Regions from separate parts of the Homo sapiens genome. Here all the other regions are linked to region 3. A link is an interaction called in ENCODE POLR2A ChIA-PET data of the cell type or tissue named here. Cell type or tissue: CD4-positive, alpha-beta T cell. All regions are shown on one strand. Each heading gives the region's core, and the rest is flanking DNA. Links, peaks and the distances in the headings are about the cores only. Region 1 overlaps FBXO11 (F-box protein 11). Region 2 overlaps FBXO11 (F-box protein 11). Region 3 overlaps FOXN2 (forkhead box N2).

Region 1 (10,906 bases), core at 1,950-9,949, 490 kb before region 3:
CTCCCAAAGTGCTGGGATTACAGGCGTGAGCCACCGGCGCCCGGCAGGAGGAGAATATAATTAGAATGGGAAACATAAAAGGCTTAGTAGTAGCTGGCAAAGTTCTAGTTCTTGCCTTGTTGGTATTACAAAGATAATACCTTAATAATAACTCAACAAGCTGTGTATTTGTGTTTTATGTAGGTTTCTCTACCTAGCTATATTTCATAATAACAAAGGTATAAAAAGGGGGGAGAGTTTGTAAAAGTGTAATATTTAAAAGTAGAGATTTCCAGTCAGCTAACCTTGGGTGTAAATTAACATTTTTAAGCCTACATTTTCTCATCTATTAAAGATAAGAGTATGTTATAATTGAAAGCTGCTAAAAACTTAAATATATGTAAAACACACAGTATGCCTGGGCTCATATGCAGAGTTCAAGAAGTATTTCAATTACTATTATTTCATTTAAATATTATTCGATTAACATCACTTTCAAATGAAACTTGGAAAAACAAGTAAATTTTTCTTTAAAAAAAAAAAAAAAAAAAGATACAGGGTCTCACTTTGTCACCCAGGCTGGAATACAGTGGCACAATCATGGCTTACTGCAGCCTGTATCTCCTGGGCTCAAGCAGCCCTCCCACCTTGGCCTCTCGAACAGCTGGAACTGCAGATGTGAACCACCACACCTGGCTAATTAAAAACAACTTTTTTTTGTAGACACAAGGTCTCACCATGTTGTGCAGGCTAGTCTCAAAACTGCTGAGCTCAAGTGATCCTCCTGCCATGGCCTCCCAAAGTGATGAGATTATTATAGCTGTGAGTCAATGTGCCCAGCTTGTAAATTTTCCATGTACTGCAGGAATCACAAAAAGCAGCCAGTATGATACGCCTAGGCATTTGTGGAACTCTCTCCCTTTGAGGTCTAATATGTGTAATTCTATAAATGTTTGTATATTAATAATATGACCAGTAAACGTCCTATGTGTGCTTGAAAGGAACATCAACACTAATTTTTAGAGTAGGGTTTAAACATGTCTAAAAAGATCTAGCTTGTTAATTGTGTTGTTCAAATAGTCTCTATGCTTACATTTTTTCACTTTTGTTGAGGGTGGTGGTGGTTTATTCATTGGCTTCTGAAGGAAATGTGCTGAAATCTCCCACCATATTTGTAGTTAATCTTTTTTTTTTTTTTGCCTGCAAATTTTTGCTTTATGTGCTTTGAGACAATATTATTTGGACACACAGATTCAAGATAACTATTTCTTCCTGGTGAATTATTCCATTCTTCATTATGTAATTAATGGCTTTCTTCATCATCTTCATTATGTAATGGCTTTCTTCATCACTAACAATGCTTTCTGCCTTACAAATCTATTTTTGGTCTATCAGCTTTCTGTTTTGGTTTGTGTCAGTCTAGTATTTTTTAAATCCTTTATTTTCAATTTCTTACTTTTATGGATTACATTTTAGATTTGCTGCTGCTTCTTCTTCTTCTTCTTCTTTTTTGAGATGAGTCTTGCTCTGTTGCCCAGGTTGGAGTGCAATGGCGTGATCTCGGCTCACTGCAACCTCTGCCTCCTGGGTTCAAGCTATTCTCCCACCTCAGCCTTCCGAGTAGCTGGGATTACAGGCACGCGCCACTACGCCCGGCTAATTTTTGTATTTTTAATAGAGACGGGGTTTCACTATGTTGGCCAGGATGGTCTCGAACTCCTGACCTCAAGGTATCTGCCTGCCTCAGCCTCCCAAAGTGCTGGGATTACAGGCATGAGCCACTGTGCCTGGCCTAGATTTGCTTATTCTTAACCATTTATTGCTAGACTTTTGCTTTTCAGCCAAGGCAAGAGTATCTGTCTAATCTGTAATTTAACCCATCTACTGCCAATTTCCATGATTATATTTTTAATTTCTAAAAGTTAATTTTTTCCAAGTTTTACTGTTTCTTTTTCACACTGATCTATTACCTCATTGCTTCATTTCCTTCTTTTATCCCTTCAATCATTTCACTCACATTTTATATTCTCTCTTAGATTGTTCTGTCATTGACTTTGTTCTTGAGTGAGCATTTGACTAGTGGGCACTTTTTCTAATCTCTATGCGTAATTAGGGAAGTTATTTCAGGCTCTAGGCCACATGCCTGGGTCTTTGTTTCAGATATATTTTGAAAAGGCCCAAGGCCATATATCCTATCCCCATATGTGCAATAAAATTCAACCCCAGACCCCTTAGAACATATGCAGGACCAAAAGCCCCCTGTGCTATATACAGCAACACTAGCTCCCGCTTACTGTTCTGATTTTATTTCTCTGATTTCTGATACCTATGAATTTTCCTCCTCTTCTTTCCTTCCTTAAAAGTTTAGTTATATGTTTATAGTTTTGTTCTTAATGCGTATTTCTTTTGTTCGTTTTGTTTTTGAGACAGGGTCTCACTCTGTCACCCGGCTGGAGTGCAGTGGTGGGATCTCGACTCACTGCAACCTCCGTTTCCCTGGCTCAAGCAATTCTCCCACCTCAGTTTACAGGTGTGCACGCCACCATGCCTGGCTAATTTTTGTATTTCTGTAGAGACATGGTTTTGCCATGTTGCCAAGGATGGGTCTCAAACTCCTGAGCTCAAGTGATCCGCCTAACTTGGCCTCCCAAAGTGCTGGGATTACAGGCATGAGCCACTGTGCCCAGCCCTTATTACATATTTCATTTTGATATGTTTGTAGTATGCATGCATGTGGGTTAATGTCTCTATCAGCTTGTTTGCCATTTCCTTCAGTAGTCAGTCCAATTCTACAACACTCAAAAGTACATTCTCAAACTTTTCATCCTATACAACTCCCTCCTCCTTTCCTCACCTTCACCTTCTTAAAATCTGTGGACCTTATTACTACAGACACCCACCCACCCCACCCTGGAATCCTTTGCTTCTCACCAAAGACACAGCAAATAGTAAAGACTGAAAAGTAAGGAATTCAGAGGTCCTAACAGGAAAGAGAAGGTGCTAATTAATTCATTTGCATCCTAAAATGTACAGCAAATAAATTCAAGAAGCTACATGATTTAAGTCATGAATACCACAGAAATCTCAACTTCCCACTTGTAAACACTGTCCTGAAGTGCTCATGAGTTATAAAATCACTGTTTTGAACTCTGCGCTGAAGAATATGTGCTAATTTCTACATAGTTCTCATATTAAATTACTACTGACTGTTCTGAGAATCAAGTACAGTGCCAGAAGTTACTTAAAAAGGGATCATTCTGGGAAGATAAGTTGGCTACTACTGTGATAAGCAGCAAAACAGAAAGCTTAAAAGAAATCTCTAGTCATTTGGGTTCGCTTCATCTTTTGAACTCCTGTAGTACTGAATATATACCGTATATACCTTACTATACCTTAGCTGCCTTATGTTATACTTACTTTTTTTATTATATGCCATATTTCCCTAACAAAATTATAAGCTCTGAGGGCGAGGCAGGGTAACAAGGGTGCCCTCTTTTATATTCTTCAGTGTTTAGCTTGGTGCCCAATCAGTACTCAATAAATACTGATTCCCATCAATGGAGAACCCTTTAATTTTACTCAATTCAGGGAGTTCTTCGTAGAAGCCATCACTAGTGGTGGCTTATCTCCTACTTTACAGGAAAAAAAAAAACCAAACAAGAACTGCCTTAACTTCCTTCCAACATCCAAATCCACAAATGCATTTACATGTAGATCCATTATTTTTTGTCCCCTCCTGAAATTATGGAGAAGTATTCCCCCAAAACAGACTTAGCATACATGAAACAAAAAATATTTGTTACATTAAATAAAAATGAATAAAGCCAACGATCCATGATAGATGCGGCAAACTGGCTCCAACCCAAGAAACACGAAATCATGGATTAGTTATGGTTTTGTGCCAACAAGTCTAAAAGCAAGACCTTAAAATAATTTTGGCCAGGCGTGGTGGCTCATGCCTGTAAATCCCAGCACTTTAGGAGGCCCAGGCGGGCAGATCATCTGAGGTTGGGAGTTCTAGACCAGCCTGGCCAACATGGAGAAACTCCGTCTCTACTAAAAATACAAAATTAGCCAGGTTTGGTGGCGCATGCCTGTAATCCCAGCTACTCAGGAGGATGAGGCAGGAGAATTGCTTGAACCTGGAAGAAGGCGGCTGCGATGAGCGGAGATCATGCCATTGCACTCCAGCCTGGGCAACAAAAACGAAACTGTTTCAAAAAAAAATTTTTTTTTAATTTTATGGTTTTCATTTTTATATCTAATAGAATATTATGCCAATGATTGTCAAGTTGTAATCAAAGACTTAAAAATAACCCTCTACCAAAAATGTTCAATTTTAACTATAATTCACAGAAAAATTTAGTTAGAAAAAATGTTCTAGACCAGAAATGTCCACCAGAAATAGAACGCAATCCACATATGTAATTTAGCTGCATTAAAAAATAAAACAGTGAAATTTTAATATACTTAACATATTAAATCTGAAATATATCATTTCAATATGTAAATATAAAATTATTACTGAGATAATTTACATTTTTTTCATACTAAATCTTTGAAAATAGTACGTATGTGTAACACAGCATGCCTCTATTCAGACTAGGCATATTTCAAGTGCTCAAAAGCCACATGCAGCTAGTGGCTACCCTTAATTGGACAATGCAGACACATACAGTCACTTATCACTTAAAGACAAGAATACGTTCTGAGAAGGCTGGTCGTGGTGGCTCACATCTGTAATCCCTGCACTTTAGGAGGCCAAGGAGGCACTTCATCTGAGGCCAGGAGTTCAAGACCAGCCTGGCCAACATGGTGAAACCCTATCTCTACTAAAAATAAAAGAAATCAGCCAGGTGTGGTGGTGGACACCTGTAATCCCAGCTACTCAGGAGGCTGAGCCAGGAGAATTGCTTGAACCTGAAAGGTGTAGACTGCAGTGAGCCGACATTGTGCAACTGCACTCCAGCCTGAGTGACAGAGTGAGACTCTGTCTCAAACAAACAAACAAAAAGAAATTAAGCACTTAGGCTATAATGGTATAGCCTACTGTTCCTAGGCTGTAAGCCTGTGCAGCATGTTACTGTACTGTACTGAACACTGTAGACAATTGTAACACAATGGTAAATAACTGCCTATCTAAAGAAAGTAAAAAGGTACAGTAAAAATATAGTATCATGGCTGGGTGTGGTGGCTCACGCCTGTAATCCCAGCACTTTGGGAGGCCAAGACGGGAGGATCATTTGAGGTCTGGAGTTTGGGACCAGCCTGGTCAACATGGTGAAACTCTGTCTCTACCAAAAATACAAAAATTAGCAAGGCATGGTGGCATACGCCTGTAGTCCCAGCTACTCAGGAGGCTAAGGCAGGAGAACCGCTTGAACCCAGGAGGTTGCAGTAAGCCAAGATCACACCCACTGCACTCCAGCCTGGGTGACAGAGCGAGACTCTGTCTCAAACGAACAAATAAACAAAATATGGTATCATAATTTTTTGGGACCACCATCATATACAGTCTGTTGTTGATGAAAACATTGTTATGTGGTGCGTGACTGTGTTAGACAGACTGTGTGTGTATATAAAAACACACACATATGGCCAGGCACAGTGCTCATGCCTGTAATCCCAGCACTTTGGGAGGCTGAGGCGGGTGGATCATGAGGTCAGGAGATTGAGACCATCCTGGCTAACACGGTGAAACCCCATCTCTACTAAAAATACAAAAAATTAGCCGGGCGTGGTGACGGGTGCTTGTAGTCCCAGCTACTCGGGAGGCTGAGGCAGGAGAATGCTGTGAACCCGGGAGGTGGAGCTTGCAGTGAGCTGAGATCGCACCACTGCACTCCAGCCTGGGCGACAGAGCGAGACCCCATCTCAAAAAAACAAACAAACAAACAAAAAAACAACCAAACACACACACACATATATATCTTTCACTAAACCTTTATCAGTTCTCTTAAAGCAGAGATCCCCAACCCCGGGGCCAGTTAGGAACTGGGCCACCCAGGAGGTGAGTGGTAGGCGACCAAGCAATACTGCCTGAGCTCCGCCTCCTGTCAGATCAGCCACAGCATTAGATTCTCATAGGAGTGTGAACCCTATTGTGAACTGCACATGCGAGGGATCTAGGTTGTGCACTTCTTATGAGAATCTAATTATGTGGTGCATGTCTGATGATCTGAGGTGAACAGTTTCATCCTGAAACCACCCACCCCTCTGAGTCCGTGGAAAAACTGTCTTCCATAAAACCAGTCATTGGTGCCAAAAAAGGTTGGGGACCACTGTCTTAAAGGATAAAAAGTTAATACGCAATTTAAAAGTATGCTATTTGCACACACATATATAATATCAAAATTTATTTTATAATTTCTAGATTTTACTACAAATCCTATGCTATAAATACACTACAATCTTCACTATTAATAGGAACCACAGAAATAAGTAAAGTCTTCTGGAAAATAAACATGTTTCTTTAATTAAAAAATAATCTCTGACATCTTTGATAATAAATGTAGCACTGAAAATTTATTTTAGGATTCAAATAAGATTCCTAACTGTCTTGACTCTATTTATTCTGAGCCTAGCAGAATACCTTTTTATATACCCTTTACCTTGAAAGTTTGCAAAAAATTATACTATTGATTGGCTGGGGTTTAAAGTCTACACATTTTAGGTTATAAAGTTAAGAGTAGTTTATGGAATTTAATTGACAGAAGTTTTTTTCCCCACAAATACACAAATTCCAATTTACTTACCCATAGTCACAGATCAGATTGGAAACTTAGGCAAATCTGTGCGACTAACAACTTTGTGTTTAGAAACAGCTCCCAGTCTCATGGCGTAAAGGAACCACACTTGACAACTGTTTCTAACACAGTTGGAAACTACCACAGCTTTTCTCTAACTGCTAAAAAAATTCACAAATGGAAATCAAGATAAAATTTAAATACTTATAAAGTTACATGGTTTACTTAAAATTTAAATATTTTATAATAGAGATCCCAAAAGTAAAGTTATAATTAAAAAAACTTTTTAAAAGCTTGACTTGCTGTAAGCAAATGTTTCTGATTTTATAGTTACATTTTAAAATTATTTATTTAGGATACTGTTACATAATACTTCCATTAATGTATTCAGTTATTAACACACATACGTTCTTACACTGAATTTTTGCCACCACAGGATCATTATACTTAAAATGACTTAAAAAATGTGCATTTTCGTTACTTAGTAACAATCTTCAAAAGCCAAATCTTGCCATGGACTGTGCTAGGTATTGGTGACACAGGTCAATCAAACAGAATATTGTATTTGCTCTTCAAGAGCCTAAGAGACAGACAACTAAACAGGCAGTAATAATGCAGTGTGTCACATGCTGATAAGGTTAAGCAGAAAGTATTGAGGGAATATTTAAGAACATCTAATCCAATCTTAGATGATGTGGGTATTGGTGTAAGATTTTCTGAAGAAAGTCCAAGCTAAGAAATGGATGACAACTGAGAGTCAGTTATGCAGAAGGAATAGTGTGTGTGAAGACCTGAAGGTGCTCATCTCCAGCACAGGTATCAAGGAACTGCCAGCTGCTCCATATGTATGGCTATACTATGTAGCAGAGGCCAAATTATAAAGGCTATTACAAACACTTAAAATAATTTAGACCTTATCTTAAAAACAAAATATGGTCACTGAAGGGTATTAAAAAGAACAGTAATGTGTTCTGATTTTGGTTTTAGGAAGATCACCCAAACAATGCAAAAACAACTGGAAATGAATAGCACTGGTGGCAGGAGACGAGTAAGGGAGCTACAGCACAATACAACTCAGAGAGGAAGATGGCTACAGTAATAAATATGGAAGAAATGGATATATGAGATACAAGATAAAGCTCATAAAACTTGATGAGTGGGTATGGTGGGCTGGGGGTGGAGAAGAGGTTGGAACCAAATTAATACTGATTTGGGCAATCCAATGGATGGTGGTGCCATGTACTAAGGCAGTGACTTTGGAGATTGAAGGTGGGGAAAAAAGATGAGTTAAGGGTTTCAATTTTGAGTTTTGAGGTACCTGTGAGACATTCAAGTGGAAATGCCCAACATAAAACTAAATATGTAGATCTCAAGCATTAGTGAGTCATTTGGGTTGGACATAAATAAGAGAATTTTGTCACTCAGAAAATACACTACACTAGGAATGGGGAGTCAGAAAGCATAGACTAGCTATCATAGCTATCATAATGTACATATGGTACAATACTGTTTCATGGTAGACGTGCCATTCAATTTTTGAGAGGCAGCCATATGATGTAAAGTGGACTATTAACTGTTGATGTCAAAATTAACAATACTCTATATAGAAAATGTCCACAGATTCATGAATTTGAAATGAATTTAAAAAATAAGTAAAAAATGTCTGTGGGCCCAGAATTGACCAAAGTTCATAACTTTAGTTTGATTAAAAGAAAATCTCCAACTGACAACTACTAATTCAAGGATTAAAGTCTCTTGAGAATAGCTTAAATTTTAATTCTTTCCTGTTATGTATCACGTTCTGTTCTCCCAAGACATTTTCTCTCATTGCTTTTGGGAAAAGGAGTGTAAAATAGTCTCTCCCCAGAATGGAACATTTAAAAATGTTTTCTTCCATTCTCATATTTGTTCCCCTAGTTTTTCACGTTCAATATTTCCTAAGAGTCAAAATTCATAAAATACATACAATAATTTTCTATTTTAACAAGCAAGAAAAAATTTTTTAAAGTTAGTAACTTCCAAAGATTTAAAATACTTAAGTTCAATCCAAGTTCAATTGGACAATGTAATTCAAAAGTAGTGTTTATGTCCAAGGAGAAACTGATATGGCCAGAGTTATCAAATATATCATTAATTCAAGAACAGAATGACCATAGCCCCAAATTAAGTCAAACCTAGCTTTAGCCTAACCTTGGACTCACAGACGTTATTAACTAAATGCTATTAATTTTTTCTTTTCTTTTCTTTTTTTGAGACAGAGTCTCATTCTGTTGCACAGGCTGGAGTGCAGTGGTGTGATCTCGGCTTACCACAACCTCTGCCTGCCAGGTTCAAGCGATTCTCCTGCCTCAGCCTCCCAAGTAGCTGGGACTACTAATTTTGTATTTTTACCACGCGTGGCTAATTTTTGTATTTAGTAGAGATGGGGTTTCACTATGCTGGCCAGGCTGGTCTCGAATTCCTGACCTCATGCTCCACCCACCTCAGCTTCCCAAAGTGCTGGGATTACAGGTGTGAGCCACCGCGCCTGGCCTATTAATTTTCATCTGTTTGCTAGTCATTGTGAATATGAAGGTCCATCACTGAGGGAACTGTTCTAGTAGGGGAGTGAGATATGTAAACAAATAAAGCAATATAGTAAGTGCCATACCAAGGACACACACAGGTGTTATAAAAGTATAAAACAGGACACACAAATCGTCATACGCACACAGTTTAAAAGAAAACAATTTAGCCTGTCCCTAATGTATTTTCACATAATATTTAGAAATTTCTAGAAATGTCTTTAGTTTATGGGCAAGGAGTTTAAGAGCAAGAGTGAAGTATGAAAAGCAAAATGAAAATATGGCTATATTCTTATAAGCATTAAATCCTTAACCTTTCCTTTGTGAATTCACACAAGAAACAACTTTTTTTAATACAGAATGCTTTACAAATTTGTGCGTCTATCTTGGGCAGGGGCCATGCTAATAGTAGTCTCTGTATCAAGCAACCAATTTTTTTTTTTTTTTTTTTTGAGGCTGAGTCTTGCTCTGTTGCCCAGGTTGGAGTGCAATGGCACTATCTTGGCTCACTGCAACCTCCACACCTGCTTCAAGCAATCCTCCTGCCTCAGCCTCCCGAATAGCTGGGATTACAGGCACCTGCCACCACACCCGGCTAATTTTTGTATTTTTAGTAGAGACGGGGTTTCGCCATGTTGGCCAGGGTGGTCTCGAACTCCTGACCTAAGGTGATCCACCTGCCTCGGCCTCCCAAAGTGCTGGGATTACAGGTATGAGCCACTGCGTCTGGCCAGCAACCATTTTATTGAAAGAAGAAAAACGGACCTCACCAGAGAGAGAAAAGGATGGAGAGGGGGCTCAGCATCATCAGCTCTTTACCAGTCCCATACTTTGACTATAATTTGTGGTACTGCAACATGATTTCTAGTAATGTTTTTTACAAATCAAGTAATCACCCGACAAGAAAGGTATTAATTTGTTCTACTGACAGGCAGTTCAGGCCATTAAAGTTAAGTGAAATGCTTAAGGTTAGAAAGCCAATAAATGGTAGCAAAATAATTTTTAAGTCAATGGACTCTAGATATGATGTTTTTATTTTTACTTTTCACTACTAAGTAATTTGGGTGTCTTTTAAAACTTTATTGTATCAATACAAATGATGATGGATGATAATAATGATAGTAATTCAAATAAATAGTGCCACTACTGCTAACAGTGTACCTAACACTTACTGAAAACCTACATGTACAGGCACTACTGTTTCAAGTGTTTTATACGTGTATCAACTCATTGAATCCTTGCATCAACTTCATAAGGGACATATTATTATTCCTATGTTATTGATGAGGAAACCAGGCAAAGAGAGGTTAGGCAACTCACACTAGGTCACACAGTATTAAGCAGCAGAGGCAGAATTTTAAATCACATGGGTAAGCTCCAGAGCCCCCTACTCTTAATCTCTGTTATACAATTAATTTTGCTAAATAATATTGGATATATTTATTAGGAGTATATTAGCCTATAAAAGAATACCATGGAACAGGACATAAACCTTTTGGAAATGTTTAATTTGAAGAATTTTTTTTTTTTTTGAGATGGAGTCTTGCTCTGTCACCCAGGCTACAGTGCAGTGGCACGATCTTGGCTGACTGCAACCTCCGCCTCCTGAGTTCAAGC
Region 2 (10,906 bases), core at 1,031-9,030, 480 kb before region 3:
GAAATGTCCTTGAAAAAAAGTTATAGATTAGATAGTAGGAAACTTGGAAAAACTTGAGGACATAAAAGGCTGTAAGTGGTATGTAAAAAAGAATCCATCAAAACAGCTAGAAATAATCTTTTGAGTGGCCTACGGACAGTTGTATCAGTTAGTGGAGAACAAAACATAATTTTAGCACATATTCAGCACTATAGAGGTAAAATGTCCATATTCGTAAGGTGAACATTTACTTTTTAACTTCAACAATCAACCTACATATAAATCAATGAAGAAAACTTCACTAACAATAGGATAATTATATTATCAACTGTGATAATGAAAATGTAGAACTGAAACAGTACAATGTAAAAGGCAAGAACCACGAATGTCGTAATACAAAGGACGGAGTCTACAGATATTATCCAAGTTGAAGAAACATAAAATTAAGCTTTAAGTATATGATTTAAAGCTATACTGGGATGAGTTGGATGGTAAGAATGTTGTATGTAGACCATCACAGCAGAAATCAATAGACAATGTTTAAATGTGATAATGGGATAAACTCTGAGCAGCCAATATAGACATTACACTATTTATGCACAGAAACTCATCTACTTTAGTCAAAGTTCACCACTCAGGATCTTTACTTTGCACACAATTCTTTTAATTAGGGCACCAGATTTCCAAGTCTGCATACCTAACAGTGCATGTGGATTTACTAGAGATTATAAAATCAGTATACAAACTGCCCCATAAACAAACAACACACCATTTGTTTGGAGAGAAAAGATATACACAGCCATTAATGAGCAAGAAGGTATTTTTTTTTTTAAATCAGCAGAGACAGGGTTTTGTTTTGTTGCCCAGGCTGGTCTCAAACTCTTGGCTTCAAGTGATCCTCCTGCCTCAGCCTCCCAAAGTGTTGGGATTATAGTCGTGAGCCACCACACCTGGCCAGAAATTTTATGGTCTCATACAGACATACATATAGCTATACTATATATGCAACCAGATCATGTGAGACAAGTAAAGACTACAAATATAAAATAAGATGCTGTATCTGCAGTACAACTGATCTACATAGAAGCTTAGAAAATCAATAAAAATAATCATGGGGGGTAGATTTCATAGCAGGGATAGGGATGTGGTTTAGGGGTAAGATAAGGACAGACCATGAAACATGAAAAACTACATGTTCAGAGAGAAGGGACATTAACAAATGAGCAAAGCTAACTCAGGAGCTTTGTCACGAGAAGTCACAGTAAACTCGAGAAGGAAGTCTTCAGGAACTCAAAGTCATTGAATGAATATACAAAACTGGCAGACGCAGGACTACAGAAATATTTTTTAGGCAAGCCTGTTTCTTACCATCAAAATTACAAGACAGCCTTTGCAGCTGGAAATACAAGAATCATAAGGCAGACGCAGCAGACTTTTAAAAATCGCCATTATTTTGTCCTTTATATGGGCAAATATATATATATACACACACACATACATATATTTCAAATCTTTACCAAAGTAGATGAAATATCGCATTAAAGAACAGCAGATGGCGCCAAAATATCTTTTTAAAAAAATCATTGCCTTGGGTCACTATAAAAGAGCGTAAACTAGAAAAAAAAATACAAATTATCCAAGTTTTATTTTTATTTTTTTGAGGCGGAGCCTCACTCTGTTGCTCAGGCTGGAGTGCAGTGGCGTGATCTCAGTTCACTGCAACCTCTGTCTCCCAAGGTTTCGCCATGTTGGCCAGGCTGGTCTTGAGCTCCTGACCTCAGGTGGTCCACCCACCTCGGCCTCCCAAAGTGCTGGGATTACAGGCGTGAGCCACCGTGCCCAGCCCACTTATCCAAGTTTTCATGTAGTAAATCTACAGACTGATGTCAATAACAATGTTCTAAAGCATGAGTACTTAATGAAAAACATAATACAGGCCAGGCGTGGTGACTCACGCCTGTAATCCCAGCACTTTGGGAGGCCAAGGTGGGCAGATCACCTGAAGTCACGAGCTCAAGACCAACCTGGCCATCATGGTGTATCCCCGTCTCTACTAAAAATACAAAAATTAGCTGGGCATGGTAGCACATGCCTGTAATTCCAGCTATTCAGGAGGCTGAGGCAGGAGAATCCCCTGAACCTGGGAGGCAGAGGTTGCAGTGAGCTGAAATCATGTCATTGCTCTCCAGCCTGGGCAACAGAGTGAGACTCTGCCTCAAAAAAAAAAAAAAAAAAAGAAAAGAAAAATGAAAAACATAATACAAATGCAAAAACCTGAACTGACTTATCTAGAAAAAGGGTCGGGCGCAGTGGCTTATGCCTGTAATGCCAGCACCTTGGGAGGCCAAGACGGTTGGATCACGAGGTCAGGAGTTCAAGACCAGGTCAACATGGTGAAACCCCGTCTCTACTAAAAATACAAAAATTAGCTGGGCGTGGTAGCCCGCGCCTGTAATCCCAGCTACTCAGGAGGCTGAGGCAGGAGAATGGCTTGAATCCGGGAGGCGGAGGTCGCAGTGAGCAGAGATCGCGCCACTCTGCACTCCAGCCTGGGCGACTGAGCAAAACTCTGTCTCCAAAAAAAAAAAAAAAAAGAAAAGAAAAGAAAAGAAAAAGTATTAATAGCTATAAAATTAAAGGAATTCATATCAACATTTACTTCAACTCTTAATGGCACTAACAGAACTAATGAGCAATACAGGTAATTTAAAGCCACTCTTCAGAGATACGTATTTCCTTTCTTGATTCTAGGATGCGATGTATAAGCAGAAACACTACAATAAAATGTACCCAACTAATCTGAAGATCATCCAGAGTTCAAAATATTAAAATACAAAAATAAAAAATGAAAAAAAATTAAGGATTTAGAGAACTTGTGCCAAAGTCAATGGTTCGCTTTTATCATGATATTGGAGTTAAGACTGAATTCAATTTCAGATGTCTTGGAGGATTTTTTAAAAAAAGATTAAACTAATTTCACCGATTGGTGCTGTGAAGAGAGGTTGGGAAAAACTTGGCAAAGATTTAAAAGTAACAGGCTCTAGATGATTTACATACATACACAAAAAGAGTATATTTCCATAAATGGATGAGACCTCAAGAAAGATTCTCTTCCAATCCCTTGTATACAAACAGCTGAAGCTTTACTCTTGTCTTTCTTATTTGCAGCCCTCAAAGTGTTTTCACAGTTACGCTTTCAAGGTAGCTGGGGGGTTTACACCCTTCAAGCACTGAAACAGAATTTTAACTTTAATCATTTTGATTAAAAATATTTCCAAACCCAATTATGTTGTCTTTTAAGACAAGGATATTCTTAAAATAATATTAATACTTTCATATTATAAGATAATCATTAGGATCATGAAATAGTCTATTTTTTTGTGCTAGGATGAGACCTGAGATTGAGGCCCCATTTATCAGTACCAAGCTATTTTCTAGAATAAGTTATCCTAAATGCTTAGTTTGAGATTCTCATGAAAAGTTCATAGATTTTCCCCCCTTTCTTGCTGTCATGTTGCTGTTTCTAGCTGTCCATGGGCTAACTATAAAATCCTCTCTTCTCTGATAAACCGATAAAATAAGCTTAGGAGACATGTCTGTTTTTAAAGTAAGAGTAAACGGGCACTAAATGAGAGCTTAAGAGGTTTTTTCCAAGAAAGAACATGGGTTTTAGAACTATGCTATGCTGCTCAGAAGTCTTTATTGCTTCTGTTTCTTAGTGTTAAATGAAACTGCTGGGCACTTTATTCCAAATAGTTAAACTACTCATTTTTATCACTGTGCCCTGACTAGCTAACTCATTTGCCAGAGAGCACAGAACCAAAGAATCTCCAACAGCCAGGGCATGAGAAATTGGCTATATTTCACATGGCTAGCTAATAAATTTAAACAACAATTATGAATGTAAGTTTTCAATCCTTAGCCTTAAGAATTATTTTACCCTGGATTTTTTTTTTTTTTTTTGGAGACAGAGTCTGGCTCTGTCGCCCAGAGTGGAGCGCAGTGGCACAATCTCGGCCCACTGAAACCTCCGCCTCCCAGGTTCAAGCAATTCTCCTGCCTTAGCATCCCAAGTAGCTGGGACTACAGGTGCATGCCACCACGCCCAGCTAATTGTATTTTAGTAGAGACAGGGTTTCACTGTGTTGCCCAGGCTGGTCTCGAACTCCTGAACTCAGAAAATCCACCTGCCTCGGCCTCCCAAAGTGCTAGAATTACATGCGTGAGCCACCACGCCCAGCCTACCCTGGGTTATTAACTAAGGCTAATCAAAACTTTTCCCTGCAGGAGAGAGAGAGAAAGAAAGTCAAACCAGTCACATAGAATAACTGTGTTCCACTGGAAAATAGGAAAAAAAAAAAATCAGTTGTTTTCCCCTATTTTTTTTTTTTTTTTTTTTGAGACGGAGTTTCACTCTCGTTGCCCAGGCTGGAGTGCAATGGCGCAATCTCGGCTCACTGCAACCTCCACCTCCCGGGTTCAAGTGATTCTCCTGCCTCAGCCTCTGGAGTAGCTGGGTTTGCATTTTTAGTAAAGTCACTACGTCCAGCTAAGTTTGTATTTTTAGTAGAGATGGGGTTTCTCCATGTTGGTTAGGCTGGTTTCGAACTCCCAACCTCAGGTGATCCACCCGCCACGGCCTCCCAAAGTGCTGGAATTACAGGCATGAACCACCACGCCTGGCCTTCCCCTATTTTTAAGTCTTAAACTGGGAAGTGTAGCCGTCCTCAAACTTAGTTGTACACTGTGTACACTTATGTATCTTGTAAAAACATATACATCCACACTTCCTATGGAGTAGATATTGTAATTGACTTCATAATATTCATTCTATCCCATATGAATAGTCTGACCTTTTTTTTTTTTTTTTTTGAGACAAGATCTTGCTCTGTTGCTCAGGCAGAAGTGCAGTGGCACAATCATGGCTCACTGCAGCCTCGATCTCCTGGGCTCAAGTGATCCTTCCACCTCAGCCTCCCAAGTAGCTGAGCCCACAGGTGCATACCACCATGCCCAGCTAATTAAAAAAATTTTTTTTGGAGAGATGGTGTCTTGCTGTATTGCCCTGACTGGTCTTGAATTTCTGGGCTCAAGCAATCCTCCCATCTCAGCCTCCTGAAGTGCTGGGATTACAGAAGTGAACCACAGCACCCAGCCCATTTATGGTGACTCCATACCCTAGGATTGGCAGGTCCAAGCCAATGTGGCCCAATGAGACACAAGAAGTTAACTTGCTTGGTTTTGGCTTCTGGGAAAGAGACGTCCTTCTCTCTTTTTTCCTGATAGATACAAACAAGGATGACGGATGCATTATTTACAGAAGGCAGCCATCCTAGGTCCTTAAGGAGAACTAACCTAAGGCCCATGTTGGCACAATGAATAGGGCACAGCTAAGACAACAGCAGAAAATCAAACACAAAACTTCTTGTCATGTAAGGTTAAGTTTTTTTTTTTTTTCTTGAGATAGAATCTTGCTCTGTTTCTGTTGCCCAGGCTGGAGTGCAGTGGCACAGTCTCAGCTCACTATGACCTCTGCCTCCCAGGTTCAGGTGATTCTCCTGCCACAGCCTCCCGAGTGGCTGGGATTACGGGCGCACGCTACCATGCCTGGCTAATTTTTTTTATTTTTTATTTTTAATAGAGATGGGGTTTCACCATGTTGGCCAGGCTGGTCTCAAACGCTTGACCTCAAGTGATCTGCCTGTTTCGGCCTCCCAAAGTGCTGGGACTACACAGGTGTGAGCCATCGTGCCTGGCCAGTTTTCTTATAGTTTAAGCCAATTTAAATCAGATTTAAGTTACATCCAAAAGCATCTTGAAATTTGAAAAAGCTCCGCTGTTCAAGATACATAACCAGGGTTGAAAGCCATTGGGACTAGAGCAGTAATAGCCTGAAATTCAAAAGAAATGAAACAAAGGGCGGGTGATATGAAGAACTGGAAAGGAAAATGAAAATAAGAATCAAAATCTAATCTGTGAGGCAAACTTTTTATTTTTTATTTTTTTAAGAGATAATGTCTTGCTATGTTGCCCAGACTGGTCTTGAACTCCTGGGCTCAAACAATCCTCCTGCTTCAGCCTTCCAGAGCAGCTAGGACTATTGTGCCACCACGCTTGGCTAAAAGGGCAAATGTTTAATCATAAAAATGTAAGTGCAAATCTCAAAATATGCACAATGTATAATTCTCTCTCTGGATCATCTTTTAGCAGTGATCACCACAGTACAAGTACATAAATGCTGTATAATAACTATAACAAATCTAAGAACAATTAGCCCAAAGACTTACAGCAGCTTCAAAAACGTTTTCAGCCGGGCGTGGTGGCTCACACCTGTAATCCCAGCACTTTCGGAGGCTGAGGTGGACAGATCACCTGAGGTCAGGAGTTTGAGACCAGCCTGACCAACATGGTGAAACCCCATCTCTACTAAAAGTACAAAAATTAGCTGGGTGTGGTGGCGCATGCTTGTAATCCCAGCTACTTGGGAGGCTAAGGCAGGAGAATCGCTTGAACCCCGGAAGTGAAAGTTGCAGTGAGCTGAGATCGCGCCATCACACTCCAGCCTGGGTGACAAGCGTAAAACTGTGTCTCAAAAAAAAAAAAAAAACAAAAAAACAAAAACAAAACAAAAAAAACCACCATACACACACAAAACAAAACGAAACAAAAGTTTTCCCCTTGCCTTCAAATCTATTTCAATATAGAAAATAAAACCAAAACATTGTTGTTAGGTTAGCTCAACATATAGTAGTCTCAAGTTAAAAATGCTATAGGAGAGCTAATGAGCTAATTATTAAATTAGAATTCTATTTACACTTTCTTGTTAGGAATAATCACTAGTTGATTTTATAAAAGATATTCTGCTTTCAGGCCAACAGAGAAACAGAATTAAATAAAAATATACTTTAATGTCTACAAGTGCTCTTAAACAGCTCGTTTACATGGCTCTGAAACAACACAGCTAAAGAAAACTTAAGCGAAACCTATAATCAAATCATAAAGGCATTAGTTTAATAAACTCTTCTTTAAAGAAAGGGTCTACAGACAGCTCCTAATTTATGAAGTACCTAAATAAAAGTGGTAACTTTATTTCAAAAGTTTCCCCTAGTTCTCACTAGACCTAATATTTTGGGGTTATGGCATAACAGTTTTTCAAGGAATTGGTTAAATCTGAAGAAATATAGCATCCTCCTCTAGAACACAAAGGCCGGGTGCGGTGGCTCATGCCTATAATCCCTGCCTACGGTGGGCAGATCACTTGAAGTCAGGAGTTTGAGACCAGCCTGGCTAACAGGGTGGAACCACATATCTACTAAAAATATAAAAATAAGCTGGGTATGGTGGCACATGCCTGTAATCCCAGCTAATTGGGAGGTTGAGGCAGGAGAATTGCTTGAACCCTGGAGGTGGAGGTTGCAGTGAGCCAAGATTGTGCCAATGCACTCCAACCTGGGAGACAGAGTGAGACTCTGTCTCAAAAAAAAAAAAACCAAAACCCCATAAAGACAAATCAATAAATCTAAAGCTGGATTTAGGGTTTTGCTATTTTGAACAAAATGGTAGTCAAGTTACAATACGGCATATGTGCTGGAATTTTTAATTTATTTCCATTAAAAAGCTGGTAATTTGGTCATGTTTACAAAGGCATGTGACTTCATTGATCTTCACAGTTATAAGACTAACATAACTATGGTAGTTAAACAGAATCCCTCCTAATTAAATGTTCCTATTCATTAAATATAAAAAAGCATTTATTAAGTACTCACGGTATTTCATGAGAAAACATATAATGAAAGAGACAGAAACTACCTTTGAACAACTCATAATTAAAGACAGGAATTGGCTGGGCGTGGTGGCTCACGCCTGTAATCCCAGCAGTTTGGGAGGCCAGGGCAGGCAGATCACCTGAGGTCAGGAGTTCAAGACCAGCCTGGCCAACATGGCAAAACCCCATCTCTACTAAAAATACAAAATTAGCCTGGTGTGGTGGTGCATGCCTGTAATCTCAGCTACTCGGGAGGCTGAGGCAGGAGAATTGCTTGAACCCGGGAGGCAGAGGTTGCAGTGAGCCAAGATCTCACCACTGCACTCCAGGCTGGACGACAAGAGTAAAACTCCATCTCACAAAAAAGACAAAAATAAACAAGAATCTAGATTAAATAATGGTAAATAAGAGACTAGATTTAATAAATTATTTATGTTATAAACAAACAATAGAGGCTCTGTCAAGATGAATAAAAGTCCACAGAGGTCAGGTAAATCACTAACTTACTCACTAGGGCAATGACATATCTATGAATTAGGTATTTTCACCCACATCAAGTGACAGAATTGAAAAGAAGCAAAGCCTTGAAATTTACTTCTACTAAATGAATCAACATGTATTATAATAGTCTATTTGTTATGTGAGACAAGAACACTCTTTCCTCATTTATTTGCCAACAATACTTTAAGTAAAATATTAGTGTAACACTTGACAAGACTTTCATTCTACGTGTACAAACAAAACACCTGGGCGCTTGTTAGTTTAAACCTATTTATAGAGTAAAATTTTCTTAAACTAAAAATTTCCTGAACTGTTTCCTGTTTCCACAGGAATTAACAGAGTTGTGTTAATTGTAGATATACATGAACCACAGTGTCTGGCAGGTAATAAGTGCTCAATAAATACCCATCAATAAACAAACTGCAGCAGAACCTGATTGTATCTTTGTGACAGAAACTGCTATCACCCCAAATCTATTTACCCCTTCGGTGATAGAACCCAGATTTTAACCTGCACAGATGAACATCTTGAATAAAGCTCACATTTCTCAGCTGCTCTTATTACTGAGTTGGCCATCTGACTAGGTTTTGGCCAATGGGCTACATGGCCAATGGGCTACAGGTGTCCTGTATGACTTCTGAGATATGTTCTAAAAGAAAGAAAGAAGGCCCTTCTTCACCCTTTCTGCTTCCTGCTAGAAAGAATGTTGGAGAGTGAACAAATAGTTTGAACCATAAAGGCTGTGTTTACAGACTGCAGACTAATAAATAAAACAGGGGCCTAGGTCCCTAATGTCATAGTGGAGCCTTCATACCAACTCTAGATGCTTACCTGTAGACTTTCATCACAACAGAGAGGAATAAACTTCTATCTTGTTAAACAACTGTTGTTTTGGGTTTCCTGTCACTCTGGCAGATCTAATTTTAATTAATAGTCATACAAAGTAAAAACACTCTACATTTGTGTAAAAATCTTAAATAAATTTAAGACACTGGTGGAAACAACATGGGATATTATTAGAGTCAACAAAATGTGTTCAAATACCAGCCCCAATACTTAGCTATATGATTGTGGGCAGACACTCAGCCTCATTGAGCCTCAGTTTCCACATGGGTAAAATGGCAGAAAAATATTTACTTCTGAGAACCACTGTGAGGATTAACTATGATAAAGGGAGAAAGAAGGAAACAAAGGAAAAACAAATAATCAGCAAAGATACTTTTAAAAACATTAGCTGGGGTCAGGTACAGTGGCTCATGCCTATAATCCCAGCACGTTGGGAGGCTGAGGCAGGAAGAATCACTTGCAGCCAGGAGTTCAAGACCAATCTGGGCAACATAGCAAGACTCCCATCTCTACCGAAAAAAAATTGGCTGGGCATGGTGGCACACAACTGTAGCAGCTACTTGAAAGGCTGAAGCAGGAGGAACTCCTGAGCCCAGGAGTTTGAGGCTGCAGTGACCTAGGATCTTGCCACTGCACTTCAGCCTGGACAAGTCAGACCCCTTCTGCTTCAAAAAAAAAAAAAAAAAAAAAAGTGGGAAAGGGAAATAAAAATGATTCAAAACCCAAAAATAACGTGGAAAGCAGGTAATTCAAATACACTCTATCTCATCTTTTATAACATACAACATCTACAAAATGAGGGTGCTGTGTTACAGGGTATCTAAAAGTTCTTCCAGCACTAAAAAACTGCGTCCCAAAATGATGTGTTCTGTTACACATATCTACGCTAGCAAGTTTGTTTTTTTTTTTTTCTTTTGAGACGGAGTCTTGCTCTGTCGCCAGGCTGGAGTACAGTGGCGTGATCTAAGCTCACTGCAAACTCCGCCTCTCGGGTTCAAGCGATTCTCCTGCCTCAGCCTCCCGAGTAGCTAGGATTACAGGCGCGCACCACCATGACCAGCTAATGTTTATATTTTTAGTAGAGATGAGGTTTCACCATGTTGGCCAGGATGGTCTCGATCTCCTGACCTCGTGATCTGCCCACCTCGGCCTCCCAAAGTGCTGGGATTACAGGCGTGAGCCACTGCGCCCGGCCTATGCTAGCAAGTTTTCCTAAAACCTTTCAGCTGCATGTCACTTTGAGAAAAAATACCCACCCTCCAAACATACTTTGATAACAGCCAGGATTCTCCATGATGAGCCTTGATCATCTTCAGACTACTTTTAAATATGAACACTGTTCTGACTCTGCAAAATGTTTTGTGTTCTCTGGCATCTTTTATATGTACTCAAAAACAGAGTTGCAATATCTAAGAATTAAGGCCCTCTGATGATACTCACAACTTATAAATAAGCTACCTGAAAACTAAAAATCTAATTGCTCCCAGGTTCCAGATTTTGTCTAACATTGCTTCATTTAATTAATTGCTTTAATTACTTAATTTCATTATTCTCTCCTCTCTTTATTGGTACAGTGCAGTATCAGTCAGATAGGCTAGTTTAAGCTGCAGTAACAAATCCCGAAAATCTCCAGTCTAGCTTAAAACAACAAAGATTTATTTGTTGTTCACTTTACATGTTTATCCTGAGTTAGTGAAGAGCTCTGCTCCATAGAATCATCCTCCACTGGAACTCAGCTTATGGAGCAGCTATTCTTTTGAAACACTGCTAGTTGCAGCAGCAGAAATAAAAGAGAGTTCTGGAAGTTCTCATACT
Region 3 (10,906 bases), core at 1,097-9,096:
TGTTACTACTCCCAAGGGCCTGATAAAACCTAACATATAATCATCATTATCAAAGAATTCCCATTGGTAAAGTTCTAATGAAAATAAGTGGCTTATAATAAAAATTACAGGCCATCCAAGGAAAAAGGCACAATATAAGAGAATCATTTGAGTCAGATGTGCAAATAGTTCACGTTTTGGAATTATCAGATGTAAAATAGAAAACAAATACGTTTAATATGTTCAGTAACAGGCTTAAAAATGAAGAAAAGAGCAAACATGTTGAAAAGGAACCAGAAGTTTTAGAAATGAAAATAGTAATTGAAATTAAAATTCAGTGGATAGGTATAAAAGCAAATATGCTGTTGAAAAGTTAGCATAATGAAAGGTAAATCTTAAGAAATTTAGACCACAAGATAGACAAGAAATTGGAAAATATAAAAGAGGTTAATAAAGGGAACATTTTTAAGAGAAAAGACAGATTACCTCCAAAGGAATATTCAGGTTTCGATAACAGTAATGGAAATAGTAGTGGACTATGAAATGATATGCAAGACAAAATAACAGCGTAGAATTCTATAGCAAAAACATGTTCATACAAATAAAATGTGAAAGTTCAGTGACAGACTATTTTTTAAGCAGAAGTAAATGATCAGAAGTAGAAAATCTGAGATTTAAGAAGAAATGATCAAAGACGGTGACAATTATATAGGTGAATAAAAGTGGACTCCATAAATAATAATAGCATCTTATGAAGTTAAGAAAAAGCTATATTGGCTGGGCACGGTGGCTCACGCCTGTAATCCCAGCACTTTGGGAGGCTGAGGCAGGCGGATCATGAGGTCAGGAAATAGAGACCATCCTGGTGAACACGGCGAAACCCCATCTCTACTAAGAATAGAAAAAAGTTAGCCAGGCGTGGTGGCAGGCGCCTATAGTCCCAGCTCCTCGGGAGGCTGAGGCAGGAGAATGGCATGAACCCAGGGGGCAGAGCTTGCAGTGAGTGAACATCGCACCACCGCACTCCAGCCTGGGCGACAGAGCAAGACTCTGTCTCAAAAAAAAAAAAAATAATAAAATAAAAAATAAAAAGCTGTATTATAAACCAGGAGAAGGTGATTGGAGCTAGCATTTAAAGGACTTTTTATTGTTGCTTGGCACGGTGGCTCACGCCTGTGATACCAGCACTTTGGGAGGCCGAGGTGGGCAGATCACTTGAGGTCAGGAGTTCAAGACCAGCCTGGCCAACATGGTGAAACCCAGTGTCTACCAAAAATATTTTTTTAAAAAAGCCGGGTGTGGTGGTGCACGCCTGTAGTCTCAGCTACTCAGGAGGCCGAGGCAGGAGAATCGCTTGAACCTGGGAGGGGGAGGTTGCTTTGAGCTGAGATTGTGCCACTGCACTCCAGCCTGGGTGACAGAGCAAGCCTCAGTTTCCAAAAAAAAAAATATATATATATGTATATGTGTGTGTGTGTGTGTGTGTGTATATATATTTATTTATTTACGAGCAGACTAAAGATAACTGGATTTTTAGAAGTATATATCAAAATTTATAAGGTGACATTTCAGTGATAGAAATATGTATATAATTTCCACACTAGTAGAGGATTAAAAAAAATGGAATGAGAAAAAAGAATCATTCCAAAGAAGGCAAAAAAAGAAAGAGAAAAATTAACATGGAAAGAGCAGGATACCAAAAAGGATGGTAGAAGTAAATCCAAATACATGTATGCCTTTAAAAACAATATTCATGTATATGGGGTTTAGGATAGAGACTACAAGGAAACAAAGGAAAATGTTGAAAGTAAAATGATGGAAAAACATACACCTGGCAATTTTTTTTTTAATTTTAGTGTGTACATAGTAGGTGTATATATTTATGGGGTACGTGAGATGTTTTGATACAGGTATGCAATGTGAAATAAGCACATCCTGGAAAATGGGGTATCCATCATTTCAAGCATTTATCCTTTGAGTTACAGATAATCTAATTACATTCTTTAAGTTATTTAAAAATATACAAATAAGTTATTATTGACTATAGTCACCCTATTGTGCTATCAAATAGTAGGTCTTATTCACTTTTTTTTTTTTTTGTACTCATTAACCACCCCCACCTCCCTCCCACTAATCCTCCACTACCTTTCCCAGCCTCTAGTAACTATCCTTCTACTCTTAGACGTTCATGATTTCAATTCATTTGATTTTTAGATTCTATGAATAAGTGAGAACATGCGACGTTTGTCTTTCTGTGTCTGGCTTATTTCACTTAACATGATCTCCAGTTCCATCCATGTTGTTGCATATGATTGGATCTCTTTTTTTTTTTTTTTTAAAGTGAGACGGAGTTGTCTCCCTTTGTTGCTTAGGCTGGTGTGTAGTGGTGTGATCTCAGCTCGCTGTAACCTCCACTTCCCGGGTTCAAGCAATTCTCTTGCCTCATCCTCCCAAAGTAGCTGGGACCACAGGTGCACACCACCATGCCCCACTAATTTTTGTGGGGTTTTTTTTTGGTACAGATGGGGTTTCACCATGTTGGCCAGGCTGGTTTTGAACTCCTGATCTCAAATGACCCGCCCACCTCTGCCTCCCAAAGTGCTGGGATTACAGGTGTGAGCCACCACGCCTGGCCTGATCTCATTCTTTTTCGTGTGTATATGCACCACATCCATTTCTTTCGTTGATGGACACTTAGGCTGCTGCCTGACTAATATTAATGGAAAGAAAGCTAGTATATAATTTCAAATAGACTTAAAGACAAAAAGAATTGATACATAATGGGAAATGGCTAATTTGGCAGGAATATATATGTTTTAAAGTTACATGCAATTAATAACCATAGCCACAAAATAAAGCAAAAAATTAACAGATGTACAAGGAAAAAATTGAAAAGTTTTTCCAGTATAGCAGGAGATTGTAATATATCTGCCTTAGTATTTGATATAGAAAGCAGACCCCAAAAAAAGATTAGTAGGAATACAGAAAATTTAAACAGTGCGATTAACAAGCTTCATCCAATGGACATATATTTCATCCATGCACCATAGAAACATCAAATGAATCATTATGAAAATTAATCATGTACTGGGCCATGAAACAAGTTTCAACAAATTTCAGAGAATTGATACCCTATACACTGTTATAATACCAACTCAGTTAAGTTAGAAATAGGTAACACAAAAAAACTTCCTTTATCACATGGAAACTAAAAAAAGTTTTCTCGATATCTCATCGATCAGAGAAGAAATGCTGGAAGTTGGCCTGTTCTTTAGTAGGAGATGTTAAATCATACCTCAGGTTTGCTTGCAGCAAACAAAAAACTGAGAAATGGCCCAGATAAAAGGCCTTGCATTCTTAACAGGTGAGAGTGTGCAGGGATGCTAAGGACTGATGGTGGATAGGTTCTCCTAACAGGAAGGATGCCATTTTTTTTTTTTTGAGACGGAATCTCGGAATCTTGCTCTGTCGCCCAGGCTGGAGTGCAGTGGCGCGATCTCAGCTCACTACAAGCTCCGCCTCCTGGGTTCACGCCATTCTCCTGCCTCAGCCTCCCCAGCAGCCGGGACCACAGCCGCTCGCCACCAGGCCCAGCTAATTTTCTGTATTTTTAGTAGAGGGGGTTTCACCGTGCTAGTCAGGATGGTCTCAATCTCCTGACCTCATGATCCGCCCGCCTCTGCCTCCCAAAGTGCTGAGATTACAGGCATGAGCCACCGCGCCTGGCCTGAAATTTTTAATAAATGGTGCTGGAACAATTTTATGTTTATATGTGAAAGATGAAATTGGATAAAAAATACATGTATACATTTTTGGTGAGTTGAAGATTTAAATGTAAAAGGCAAAAATTATAAAACAAACTGTAGACCATAAAGAAAAGGGTTAATAAATTCTACCATATGAAAGTAAAGAAATTTCTTACTAAAAGCAACCAATAAAGAGATTGAAAAGACAAGTCATCTACTGGGGAAAGATATTTGCATCACATATAAGTTATTAGTATCCAAACATTACAAATCATTAAGAAAACCCATAAAAAAATGGGCACAAGGCTTCAATAGATACTTTATGGAAGAATAAATCCAAATGGCATATGTATAGATATATATTCATAGCTATATGTTCATATATATCTATACATTCATATTCTATATATCCATATACAGATATATATGAATGAATAAAAAGGTCTTCTGCCCTGTTACTAGCCTGGGAAATGCAAATTAAAACTGCAAGGAGATGCAGTTTCAGAGTTGATATGGTCTGGCTCTGAGTCCCCACCCAGATCTCATCTTTAATTGTAATCCGAATTGTAATCCCCAAGTGTTGAGAAGGGGCCTTGTGGGAGGTGATTAGATCATGGGGGTGGTCCCTTCAAGCTGTTCTTGTGATAGTGAGTTCTCACAAGATCTGGTGGTTTTATAAGGGGCTTTTCCCCAGTTTGCTCAGCACTTCTCTCTCCTGCCACCATGTGAAGAAGGACATTTTTGCTTCCCCTTCTGCCATGATTGTAAGTTTCCTGAGGCCTCCCCAGCCATGCAAAACTATGAGCCAATTAAACCTCTTTCCATTATAAGTTACCCAGTCTCGGATATGTCCCTCTAGCAGTGTAGAAACGGACTAATACAGTAGTCATCAGATTGGCAAAAACAATTTTGGCAAGTACATGAAGCATTTGGTATATACACTCCTGGTTAGTGGTAACTGATTCAGCATTTTTTGGTAAGCAGTTTGTCATCAATTAAAGTTGAAGGCTATTCTGTGACCAAATAATTCTACTTCTTGACATATGTTCAACTTTTAGATGTATACTCAAGAGAAATTTCTGACACTTGTATACCAGGTGATATGAACAAAGACTTCTATAACAGTAGTACTTGTAATAGCCCCAAACATAAACAATTAAATGTTCCTTAAAAGTATAAGAAATTATTGAATATTCATAAAATGGAATACTAGTCTCTGTAAAAATGAATTACTGCTACAATAATGTTAATGAATTCGATGGGGGAAAAAACAAGTCTCAGAATGTCTTCCATATAATTTAATTTTATGTGATGTTTAAATGTGGAAGGCTAAGTAATGTTTAAGGATTCTAACATCTGGGAAAAGTATAAAGAAAAAACCTTTTGTTAACTCGGTCTTTAATCAGTTAAAAGTGTGGAAAAGTAAGTCAAAATTCTGATTGGTTAAATCAACATTTTGTGTTTAGTAGGTTTCTTAGTTATTTTGGGCAAAAATGGCTATCACTGTGACACATCTAATTCTCTGTAATGCAGCATATTATGTTTTAGGTAATGCTGAAAATTCTGTGGCTTTGTTTCCCTTTTCTTATGTAGTCTCTGAAGCATTTCTCTCTTACCAATGTTAATACCAACCTAAGCAAAAATGCTCTCCTATGACCTTTTGGGAAATGATCAGAGAATTCCAATACATAATTTTATATTTCTTATCCTAGAGTAGGATATCACTATAACATTGAACGTAATATGCAGATGTGCAAATCTCTGTTAGACACCTTAGGAGATGCATGAGCTGCACAACTGTGAAAAAAAAAATAGTACATTTAAATCCGAAGCCTTCTTCTCAAGATACCGCCATGGCAGGCACACAGTCAAGCTCTAGATGGGTTCCAGAGTGATTGTACTGGGTTGGTTTGAACTCTCCACTTTTATTTTTATTCATTTTTCTTATTTTATTTATTTATTTATTGATGTCTCCATAGAGACTGTCAAAAATTGCCAGTGCTGACTATATCGCAAGTAATTGCAGTGGGGTATTGGGAAAAGTTTCCAATTAGCAATAATTGCACTCAGATAAACCTCATTGGCTACGATACTGCTACTGCACAAAGCTTGAACTCTCCACTTTTAAAATTCTCCTCGTGAATAATTTTTTTTCTTTTTTAGAATGTAGAAGATGGGAGCCTTAACACAAATGTGTACTTTGCTAAAGTGTATAGTACATTTATCTACTTTTTTGGATAGCAGTGTCTTGGCTTAGAAATTCGTTTATTAGTGGTTGTATTAATTACTTGGATTAAGCTAGTTATACTCCTAAAAATTAGAATACATTTTTTAAATCCCACATCATACTATTTTGGCCTTTTTTTTGAGTAATATTTGTTATGTATCACAATTTTATGTGGTTCATTGAAATACTGTTCTTAAAGGAGTAATAAAAAGAAATGTTACATCATAGGCCCAGGTTTCCTTTTATTTATGCATTTGGCTTTATGAAGCAAACTGACCATGCATATTATTAATGCTGTGCTAGTGAATGTTTTCATTTCATTTTAAGATGTAGTTTCTCATAAGACTATAATTTTTAAAATAAATAAAATAGAAAGTTTTCTTGATTTTATTGTGAAATATACAGATCTTTTTGTAGTAATATTGCATATTTATATATTCCTGAACACACTAAAATTGTGCACAGCTGATGGGCCAACTCACTCAAAAGTGAAAAATATGCAGCTTTGTAACCAGAATGCTAACAAAAATAAATCTTAATGAGAATACTAGAATATATTAAAACATATATGAAATTTGTCACAAACAAGTAATATGGTCAGTTTAGGATTTTAAAAAGAACATGAACACTGTGCAAGGAAGGGTTGAAGCTACAGGATGATGGATGCCAGGGTAAAATGCATAAAGATTTGGAAAGAAGAGCTCATTAAACACTTCCAAGAAAGAGCATGTGGCCAAGCTGTGCCAAGAGGAAGAACATGGGTTGAATGAGAATTGTGTACCGTACTGTCTTTTCAGCAGCTTGCTGCTTTCCACTGTGTTAGCCTATTTCGGGTTCAGCTGTTGTTGTTTGGTAGTACAAAAACATAGGCTGAGAAGAATCATGTACAAACCAATATGACTTACATTATACTAAAATCATTCCCTTATTTACCAATGGGCTAATTCGTGTTATGGAAAAGGTTTGTAACAGAACAAGCTGTACTAAGAATATAAGAGGTGGCTTCTGTTTTTGACTTGAGCTCTCTGATAAGTCCATGACCTTTTTAAGATTTGATTTTTGTGTGTGAAATGGAAATACTACATCTAAAAATAATGTAGTACAGCCTTTTCTCCCTTGAGCTTATTGTTTTAATTTTAAACTATAAAAATAATAAGCACATTAAAGAAAAATTGGGAAATAGAACAACAAAGACAAAAATTAGTAATATAAATCACCGTTTTCTTTTTTGTATGTATTTTTTACTTTTTCACTGGTTTTTATAAGCTTTTTAATTTATTCACATTCTTCAAGTCAGTAATTTTTAATGGCTACTAAATATTAGATTGAATAGTTGGGCTTTAGTTTACCATTTCTCTGTTATAGAAAATGTAAGTTGTTTATAGTTTTCCATTATCTTTAATAATTCTTGGATGAATATCTGTGTGTCCCTCCACACATCGTGGGTTGGGAAGGGAATATCTTTTTCCCTACATAAGATTATTTCACAAAAGTGACACATTTGGAATTGTTGGGTCAAAGAATGAAATTTTTAATAATTCGTGATACACATTTCCATTTAGCTTTCCGAAATGGCCCTAGGTCCTTGCCCAAAATTGTTTATTTTATATTTTTTAAAATAAGTTTTTTATATAATTTTTTAATTTATGTATTTGTTTGCTATTTGTATTTAATATGTGAGAAAAGATCATTTGCCTGTTTATCCATTGTGGTGGACTTGGTGTTCCAAATGGATAGTGCTCTGTCTACGGTCATAGCACCCTGAACATGCCTGATCTCATCTAAGTGGATAGTGCTCTAAAGTGTTCTATAAGGATAGTTTATAAACGGCTTTTTTTCCTTCTTGAAAACACAATGACAGTTCAAACCTTACTAAGATAATGTCAGCACTTGGTTTTTAATAATGTCAATACTTGGTTTTTAAACTTTGCTTGGATTAACACTCTGTAACTCTTTGGCATATTTTGCTGCCATACTATTTCTTTACATCTTAATGAAATTTTTTTGTAAACTTGTAATTCAGAGGAATAACATACTTGCAACCATTTAAATTACTTATGAGAAAATTTAGTCAATAGTTATCAGGAGACTGATTTTTGAGTATGTTACGTTAATAAAACTCACTATTTCTGTTTTAAGTAGTATTGATAAAAATTCAAGTTTCTTGAGCGATTGAGAGTGACTCTAATGGCCAGAAATTTGAATATTGAACTTAGCCTCGTTTATAATTTTGGCTCCACTTTTTATTAGCTTTAGAACCTTAGGGAAATGGCTTACTTCATTTCCATTTCCTTATTAACAATGAATTTCAGTTTTTTTTATTGTTACCATTTAGGATGTTTCCTACCATTAAGGATTCATTTCCAAAATAAATTAACTCTTCAAGGCAGTTAGTGCACCTTTTTGCAGAATAGACAAATAATTTGTATTATGAGTTCATTTCCATCTGAAATAATTATGATTTGAGTGTCTACTCATACTCAACATTTTGAAAAGATTCATTAGGAATGCAAAAGTAAAAAACTCTTATCCCAGCTAGGCATGGTGGCTCATGCCTGTAATCCCAACACTTTGGGAAGCTGAGGCAGGAGGATTGCTTGAGGCCAATTGTTTGAGACCAGCCTGGGCAACCATAGCAAGACTCTGTTTCTATAAAAAAAATTTAAAAATTAGCTGGGCATGGTGTGTGCCTGTAGTCCCAGCTACTTGGGAGGCTGGGGCAGGAGGATCGCTTGAACCCAGGAGGTGGAGGTTACAGTGAACCATGATATCGCCACTGTACTACAGCCTGGGTGACGGAGTGAGACCCTGTCTCTTTAAAAAAAAAAAAAGACTCTTGCCTCCTCATGGAATTCACAGTTGGAAAGGAAGGGCATTTATTGAACTAAGGAGTAGTTCAGAGTAAGTAGAGATGATGCATTTTAAAGCCTATGACATAGAATCTGTAATGTAGTAAAATCTCAGCAAATGTTAGCCACTGCTGTTTGGTACTTTCTAATTTCTAGATGTAATGGAAGATAGATGGAGATTTAAGTGACAAGGCAAAAGTGAGACATTAGAAATTAATCACTCCCTTCTTTAACTGAACACTGGGTACACTAAAGAGTGGTTTTTTGTTTGTTTTTTAAGGAAGCAAGACATTATTCAATTCTCATTCGTCATGTTTTTAAGTCTCTATGAATAGAGAGACTTTGATAAAATGAATAATTTGGTCACTTACATAGTACAGGATATCAGTTCTGAAATACATTGTGTGCTCATATATGTGAATGTTTATTTATGTGTGGTTTTCATAAGAGATTGAAACAGAAACCAAATCCGTTATCGTTTGATCTTTTCCTTTTTACAGTGTTGTGATGTTTCAAGTTATGGGTGCACAGGAGAGAGATAAGAACTGGATATGGAAAGAATGCTGTTAAGATTTAAAATGAATAGGATTTGAGTCATTGGTGCTCATGGGTGTTGTGTACATACTGTTGCCAGCACATATTGTGGTTAGAGTTTTGTTTCTGGAGTCAGTCTGCCTGGATTTAAATTCTGACAGTTCCACTTACGCTTAACCTCTCTGATTAATTTTCCTCATCAATAAAGTTGAATTAATAATAGTGCCTACCTTATAGGGTTTAATTGACAGTTAATTGAGATATCATATGTAAATTGTTTAGCACAATGCCTGGGCACTAAAGTATTATCTAAGGCTGTTGCTAATGGAGTGCTCTGAGGCTAACTACTTCTGGTGGTAGCTCCCAGAATCCAGATAAACTGTTCTACATCTAAAATTAACTAGTTTTCTCTTTTACATAACTGACATAAAAAGTAGAAATAAAATTAGCCGGTTTTCAGAATTCTTGAAGTAACCTGCCATCTATGTCTTAAGCAAAACAAACTCTGGAGGTACCCCCCCCCCCCAATTATTTCAGTTACACAAGCATAAGTGGGTTGAATAGGATAATAGTCGGTTTTTCACTGAATTTAGAAATGAGTTATCTTTATGAGCCATTGAAAATTAATTAAATAGCACATTAGCCTGTTGCTTTCTTCTCTGGTCTGTTATTGTCTCATGATAAAGTTTTTGAATAGAAGGGTGTTTAAAGTGCAAAACAAAAATAATTTGAGAAAATAGAAATGAAAAAAGAATAGTAACAGCTATTTTTCGCTCTCCTTGAAAGTACAGGGACAGTTCATACCTTACTAAGAGAATGCCAGCCTTGAAATGTCAGTACTTGAGATGATATAGAATGCAGAGTTTAAAAGTACTGGGATTTTAAAAAGAAATGATAACTTATAGTGAATTTAATTTAGCTAATGATAAATTTAGTGAATAAGAAGTGTTATCTTGTTAGACTTACGGAAGTATAGAGTAGAATGGTTGGTAACCAGATATGGGTGGTGGGGGTAGGAGGAGGGTGTAGGGAAGGGGGAGATGTTAGTCAAAGAGTACAAAGTTCTGGTTACACAAGAGGAGTAAGTTCTAGTGACCTATTGCATAGCATGATGACTGTAGTTAATAATAATGTATATTTCAAAATTCCTAAAAGACCATTTAAAATGTTCTCACCACAAAGAGAGATAGGTATATGAGGTGATGGATATATTAATTAGCCTGATCTAATCATTTCACAATATATACATGTATCATAATATCACATTGTACCCCATAAATATATATAATCATTATTTGTCGATTCAAAATAAATAATGAAATAAAAATGTTATCTCTTTTTAGTATGACGTGCTGTAAAAATAGTATACATAGTTTCTTTTTATAGTAAATATTTGAGATTTGAGGAAAGGGTTTATTTTAAAATATTGCTTAAATATTTCAAATTTATTATTTTCAAGATTCAACTATTTGTATATAGTAAAATCATAGATTCTTAAGATACGTATAAAGTCTTATAGTTCAAAGAAATAGCCTGTCCACTTTAAGTAATAATAGCCACTTCCTATTAGG

What was found. Peaks named below come from ENCODE experiments on the same cell type or tissue, not always from the same donor. Only the 100,000 strongest peaks of a DNase experiment are listed, where the experiment ranks them.
Region 1: POLR2A ChIA-PET joins it to region 3 with 6 read pairs; 3 of 35 experiments call an interaction of 5 or more read pairs at or near these places.
Region 2: POLR2A ChIA-PET joins it to region 3 with 5 read pairs; 5 of 35 experiments call an interaction of 5 or more read pairs at or near these places.

The regions. Positions count from the first base shown.
Region 1 is chr2:47,842,269-47,853,174 of GRCh38, forward strand. The region is part of intron 1 of FBXO11 (F-box protein 11); the gene reads right to left. Among named protein-coding and RNA genes, the nearest start is that of FBXO11, 59 kb to the right of the region's middle. In CD4-positive, alpha-beta T cell, for the core only: no CTCF peak of the experiment used is centred there; no DNase peak of the experiment used is centred there.
Region 2 is chr2:47,856,486-47,867,391 of GRCh38, forward strand. All of the region lies in intron 1 of FBXO11 (F-box protein 11), which reads right to left. Among named protein-coding and RNA genes, the nearest start is that of FBXO11, 45 kb to the right of the region's middle. In CD4-positive, alpha-beta T cell, for the core only: CTCF peaks have their summits at 1,524 (motif pointing right) and 1,724; a DNase peak (open chromatin) is centred at 1,536.
Region 3 is chr2:48,334,992-48,345,897 of GRCh38, forward strand. The region is part of intron 2 of FOXN2 (forkhead box N2); the gene reads left to right. It also overlaps the pseudogene RNU4-49P. Among named protein-coding and RNA genes, the nearest start is that of FOXN2, 26 kb to the left of the region's middle. RefSeq lists a silencer at 9,296-9,355. In CD4-positive, alpha-beta T cell, for the core only: no CTCF peak of the experiment used is centred there; a DNase peak (open chromatin) is centred at 4,390; H3K4me3 peaks cover 380 bases; H3K27ac peaks cover 1,226 bases.